Linked DNA regions of Homo sapiens: region 1 is linked to region 2. A link is a contact called in ENCODE Hi-C or POLR2A ChIA-PET data. All regions are on one chromosome and are shown on one strand. The core of a region is the stretch at or near the end of the contact, and the rest is flanking DNA. Distances in the headings are between cores, read along the strand shown. Region 1 holds the start of CDK11B (cyclin dependent kinase 11B). Region 2 holds the start of B3GALT6 (beta-1,3-galactosyltransferase 6).

Region 1 (3,132 bases), core at 1-2,500, 430 kb after region 2:
CCCAGTGTGGTGGCGCGTGCCTGTATTCCTAGCTACAGGAAGGAGGCTGCTAGAGGCAGGAGGATCACTTGAATCAGAGAGGTCAAGGCTGCAATGAGCCAAGACTGCGCCACTGCACTCCAGCCTAGATAACAAAGTAAGACTTGGTTAAAAAAAAAAAAAAAAAAAAAAAAGTAAGCTCTAGGCTGAGGCGGGTGGATCACAAGGTCAGGAGGTCAAGACCAGCCTGGCCAACACGGCGAAAACCCTGTCTCCACTAAAAATACAAAACTTAGCTGGGCGTGGTGGCGGGTGCCTGTAATCCCAGCTACTCGGGAGGCCGAGGCAGCAGAATCGCTTGAATCCGAAAGGCGGAGGTTCCGGTGAGCCGAGGTCGCGTCACTGCACTCCAGCAAGACCCCGTCTCAAAAAAAAAAGAAAAAAAAACAAGAATGATAAGTTGTAAGCCAGGCAAGGTGGCGAGCGCCTGTAGTCCCATATACTCTGCAAGCTGAGATGGGAGACCGATTGAGCCCAGGAGTTCCAGGCTGAAGTGCGCTTGTGAACAGCCACTGCGCTGCAGCATGGGCGACAAAAAAGAGTGATGGGTTCTGAAAAATGACCGCTTGAAATCAAGTCTCGTTTCTGTCATTCTTGTATGGTCTTGGGTAACGTAATTCACCTCAGTTTAGTCTTCCGTACAACCAGAATAACAACACCTACGTGATAGTATCGATCGCGGATTAAAGATCATCCGTTTAAAGGCTCTTAACTCAGGACCTGCCACTCATCAAACACTGCTTTTACTGTCAGAATCTGCTAGAAAGACCGCTTGGACTACGTGAAGCCACTAGCACACTGGACAGCTGCACCTTGAGACCGGGGAGATGCTCCGAGATGTGCTCGCGAACAAGGCCACCTGACCCGGGCACTGGGCTATTTCCTCGGGTTCAGTCCCGCACACTTGAGGTTCAGCCTGGCAGACGTTGGCTCCAGACAGCGTTTGGACCCGCCGCCTCCACCACCCAAAGTTCCGTGCGGGATGAGACTGTCCGCGGAAGCGAGGGTGTCGCTCGCCCCCGGGCCCGGGTCCGCCCCGCTCCGAGGCCTGCTCGGAAGAAAGACCTCGGTGCGCAGTTCTCCTCGCGCTCCCACACCTGGTCCGCCCAGTCGGAACTCACCCCTACGCCGCCGCCGCTGCCGCCGCCGCCGCCGCCGGTCCCGGAGCCAGAGAAGAAACAGCAACCGGCGCGCGCCAAAAGTATCGTCACTTCCTGTATTGGCGCGTAATGATGATATAATAGCCGACCTCCGGCCCAGAACTCGAGACAACGACAGGGGCTCGCTCTGTGCGGCACTTCCTGTGTCTGCGCGGGATGATAACGCATAAAACAGCGCTTGCTCAGGTCCAGGACGCCAGAAGAAACAGCCCGGTGAGCGCACTTCCGACTTCGGCGCGGGCTGTGACGCAGGAATCGGGACTCCGGAGGAGCGACGCCCACTTTTGGAGCAGTTTGCGCCTGCGCGGAACGCGTGGCCGGCTTCCGGAATCCTACCGGGACTTTTCCGGTAGCGAAGCCCGCGCCTGTGCCAAGGCTTGCGAGCAGAATGCCTTCGCGATGGACGCCCGCATTCCACCCCCTTGACCGCTGGGACCCCTAGTGGCGGGTGGGTGGAGCGCGCTCCATTTACCTGCTGGTTACCTCGTGAGGCGCCTCAGGTCTGTGTGTCTTGTAAAGGCCGATCTCGGAATTTAACTCTGAACCTTACTCAGAAACAGGGCAGGGAGAGCTCTTACGATGTGATTTTATTTTATTTATTCATGTATTTACTTTTGAGTCGGAGCCTTGCTCTGCCGCCCAGGTTGGAGTGCAGTGGCGTGGTCTTGGCTCACTGCAGCCTCCTCCCGGGTTCAAGGAATTTTCCTGCCTCAGCCTCCCGAGTAGCTGGAACCACAGGCCCGCGCCACCACGCCCGGCTAATTTTTATATTTTTGGTAGAGACGAGGTTTCGCCATATTGGCCAGGCTGGTCTCGAACTCCTGACCTCAAGTGATCCGCCCGCTTCGTCCTCCTAAAGTGCTGGGATTACAGGCGTGAGCCACCGCGCCCGGCCTTTTACAATGTGATTTTGAAGCTGACACTGGCAGTGGGTCCTCAAAGTGCAGACTCACTGGGTATGGTGCTTCCCCCAACTCCCAGGGCCCCACTCCAAACCCATGGATTCAGAGCATTGCAGGAGAAGAGGATAAAACGAGCAATTAATTCCCTTTCCATATGTCAGGTTTTCCTCTTGACTTGAAAAGTCACAGAAAAATGCTTTAGACATCTGAATCTCAGGAAACAAACAATGGAAGATAAACATCCGCATTTACTGGGCCTGAAATGGGAAAATGAAAGATGTGGCAAGAAACTGACAAGGGCCCAAGAAGGGCGATGGGTATCGGAATTTTTTTCATCCCGGAATGAAATGCTGCTTGCTTTGTGTACCCAAGCTCTTTTTTTATTTTTATTTTTTTGAGACGGAGTCTCGCTCTGTTGCCCAGGCTGGAGTGCAGTGGCGCGATCTCGGGTCACTGGAAGCTCCGCCACCCGGGTTCACGCCATTCTCCCGCCTCCACTCCATTCGCCCGCATTAGGCTCCTGAGTACCTGTGACTACAGGCGCCTGCCACCATGCCCGGCTAATTTTTTTTTTATTTTGGGTAGAGACGGGGTTTTACCGTGTTAGCCAGGATGGTCTCAATCTCCTGACCTCGTGATCAGCCTGCCTCTGCCTCCCAAAGTGCTGGGATTACAGGCGTGAGCCACCGCGCCTGGCCTCCCCCAAGCTCTTAATGTTGCTTCCTGAGTTCTTGGTAACTGGGGAAATCTCCCTATTTTTTTATTTTTATTTTTTTTTGAGACGGAGTCTTGCTCTGTCGCCCAGGCTGGAGTGCAGTGGCGCAATCTCGGCTCACTGCAAGCCCCACCTCCCGGGTTCAACGCCATTATCCTGCGAGCCTCAGCCTCCCGAGTAGCTGGGACTACAGGCGTCCACCACTACGCCCGGCTAATTTTTTTGTGTTTTTAGTTGAGATGGGGTTTCACTGTATTAGCCAGGATGGTCTTGATCTCATGACCTTGTGATCTGCCTGCCTTGGCCTCCCAAAGGG
Region 2 (3,025 bases), core at 4-2,503:
ATGAGTTACACGGTTTACTTGAGGCAGGAGGATCGTGAGACCAGCCTGGGCAACACAGTGAGACTGCGTCTCTTTAAAAAACAAAAACAAAAAGATAAGACCCTGTCTCGAAAAAGGGGGAATAAAAAGTAACCCAAAAGTAACTATAAATATCAGGAGTCCATCAAGTGGCGCTTCCTCTCCTGGCTTCAGAGTATCTATTCATCACGGTGTGCCAGGTTCGCAGCACAGCGGAGCGGGCCGGTCCCACCGGAATGGGGTTTCGACTTCGCCATCCCCTAGCAGCTCAGTTCCCAGCAAGGAATCAACACACCCTTGCAAAACGGACGTGGGAAACAGCTTAGGCAGAGACGCTATTTCTTTGCCATCCCTGGGCTTCAGCTCTGGTGGAACGAGGCTATTTCTGGCAGTTAACAACACACACGGTTAGATTCTAAAAGCTCAACAGGGTTCATAACACCGCCTCTGAGCCAGACATCAAGGGCTCCACACAGCCGACTTCACATCTCCAAATCCTACTAACTGGGGATGAGGGTCCACGCGGTTCAGAAGCGGAAGCGCAGGCGCAGGGAAGCGGGGCAGCTTGTCCAAGGTCGCCTCGCCGATAAACGCGAGTCCAACCAGACCCCTTGGGCCTCCGTTTCCCGGTGGCATTCGTAGGTTTTGGCCAGTAGGAGACCAGACGTGCCGGCGGCCGGGGAGGCCAGCGTCGTCGGCCTGTCCCTGCCCCCGGGAACCCCGGGAGCCCCGGTGGCGGCGGAGTCTCGCCAGGGCTCAAGGCCGAGCGGACGGACGATGCCCCAGCCCAAGGCGGGAGGCGGCGGCGGCCTCCAGACCCGCCCTCGCCGTCCGGCCGGCGTACACTTGGCCCCGCGGCCTGCAGCGGCCGTCCCGGGCCCCTCACTCACCGGTCTGCCTCCCCGCGCTCGGGATCCGAGGACCGGAGCGAAGCGTCAGTGACGCCGCCAACGGGCCCGGATCAGGCCACTGCCATCTTTCTTGCGGGCGGGGGCGGTGCGAACGGGCGCGACCTCACGGAGGGGACGCCGGCGCCACCATCTCTCCTCCGGGCGGAAGCGGTCGCGGGGCCGCTCCGAGGTTGACCAATGACAAGGGTGCCCGAGGCCACGTGACGGCCGCCGATTGGCCGCCGGCCTCCGAGCGCCCCGGGGCTCGGCGTCTGCGGAAGGCCCCGGCGCGCTCCCAGGAGCGCCGTGCGCACGCGCACCGCCCCGAGCCGGCGGCGCCTGCGCACTCGCGAGTCCGGCCTGGGCCGCCGGCCCGGCGCGGGCGCCATGAAGCTGCTGCGGCGGGCGTGGCGGCGGCGGGCGGCGCTAGGCCTGGGCACGCTGGCGCTGTGCGGGGCGGCGCTGCTCTACCTGGCGCGCTGCGCGGCCGAGCCCGGGGACCCCAGGGCGATGTCGGGCCGCAGCCCGCCTCCCCCCGCGCCCGCGCGCGCCGCCGCCTTCCTGGCAGTGCTGGTGGCCAGCGCGCCCCGCGCCGCCGAGCGCCGCAGCGTGATCCGCAGCACGTGGCTTGCGCGGCGCGGGGCCCCGGGCGACGTGTGGGCGCGCTTTGCCGTGGGCACGGCCGGCCTGGGCGCCGAGGAGCGGCGCGCCCTGGAGCGGGAGCAGGCGCGGCACGGGGACCTGCTGCTGCTGCCCGCGCTGCGCGACGCCTACGAAAACCTCACGGCCAAGGTGCTGGCCATGCTGGCCTGGCTGGACGAGCACGTGGCCTTCGAGTTCGTGCTCAAGGCGGACGACGACTCCTTCGCGCGGCTGGACGCGCTGCTGGCCGAGCTGCGCGCCCGCGAGCCCGCGCGCCGCCGCCGCCTCTACTGGGGCTTCTTCTCGGGCCGCGGCCGCGTCAAGCCGGGGGGGCGCTGGCGCGAGGCCGCCTGGCAACTCTGCGACTACTACCTGCCCTACGCGCTGGGCGGCGGCTACGTGCTCTCGGCCGACCTGGTGCACTACCTGCGCCTCAGCCGCGACTACCTGCGCGCCTGGCACAGCGAGGACGTGTCTCTGGGCGCCTGGCTGGCGCCGGTGGACGTCCAGCGGGAGCACGACCCGCGCTTCGACACCGAATACCGGTCCCGCGGCTGCAGCAACCAGTACCTGGTGACGCACAAGCAGAGCCTGGAGGACATGCTGGAGAAGCACGCGACGCTGGCGCGCGAGGGCCGCCTGTGCAAGCGCGAGGTGCAGCTGCGCCTGTCCTACGTGTACGACTGGTCCGCGCCGCCCTCGCAGTGCTGCCAGAGAAGGGAGGGCATCCCCTGAGCCGCCGCGGCCCGGCCCTCCGGGACACCTGCTTCACCCGGCGGCGCCTTGGGGCAGGTGCCGAGCGGGCGCACTACGCCCGGGCCCCAAGGCCCCCGTCCCGCAGCCACGCTTGTGGTCGCTGCGTCCCGGTCTGCGTTTGGGAGACCCCTGGGGGTTGCCGGGGCAGCGCGCCGTGTCCAGGTGGAGGTGCCCGTTCCTGGACCTCAGCGAGCCTGAGCCGGGCCCGGCCGCACGCTGACCCCCGTGCTGTCCCCGACCGGCTCACGGGGCTGGGCTCCGATCTTCCGTGTCTCTTATCAGTGGCGTTTCTCACGTCTGCGTCTCAGATCTAACGTGGTTTCACATCAATCCGCTTTCATGGGATTTTGGTCTCTGTCCAGTGACTTCGTGGTAAATGTAACTCAGTGTTTGCTTGCGACTTATTTATAAATATTGTAAGTTTGTGTCGATGAGTGTAAGTTGGCAGTGCGCACGTCTCGGTTTTTTTACATGATTTAAGGAAAGACTTTTATGTCAGAACTTGGTGCCTGTACCGTCAACCCCGCTGCTGCCCGTGTTTAAACGCAGGAGAACTTTAAAACTGGCCATCTATCTTTTCAGTGTACAAGTCACTGAACCCATTGTTTCTTTCTGAAGAGACTTTCCTTTCAAGGCTTCCCATGGGTCCGCGCCACACAGGGCCGGTGCTGCTTTATTTCAGACTCTGCCCCAGGTTCCAGGAATCCGAACCCCGGAGT

The links. A loop is a pair of places that touch in the nucleus more often than their neighbours do. ChIA-PET counts read pairs that join two places held with the same protein, here RNA polymerase II (POLR2A). Pooled maps may share reads with other maps.
Region 1: a loop to region 2 is called in a pooled map, with 12 times the contacts of the local background. The contact joins the promoter of CDK11B here to the promoter of B3GALT6 in region 2. A Hi-C loop is called at or near these places in 1 of 37 single-sample maps with no recorded cell type and 5 of 50 pooled maps. POLR2A ChIA-PET finds 5 or more read pairs at or near these places in 1 of 52 experiments (PC-9).

What each region holds. Positions count from the first base shown.
Region 1 is chr1:1,657,754-1,660,885 of GRCh38, forward strand. CDK11B (cyclin dependent kinase 11B) reads right to left here and starts at 1,251. Exons shown (of 20, transcript NM_033486.3): 1 at 1,161-1,251. RefSeq lists enhancers at 1,094-1,816, 1,248-1,337, 1,358-1,637.
Region 2 is chr1:1,230,984-1,234,008 of GRCh38, forward strand. It overlaps B3GALT6 (beta-1,3-galactosyltransferase 6), which reads left to right and starts at 1,254. Exons shown (of 1, transcript NM_080605.4): 1 at 1,254-3,025. The coding sequence starts at 1,296. The coding sequence ends at 2,285. SDF4 (stromal cell derived factor 4) reads right to left here and starts at 1,018. Exons shown (of 7, transcript NM_016176.6): 1 at 909-1,018. RefSeq lists a silencer at 496-1,355 and enhancers at 972-1,653, 1,654-2,335.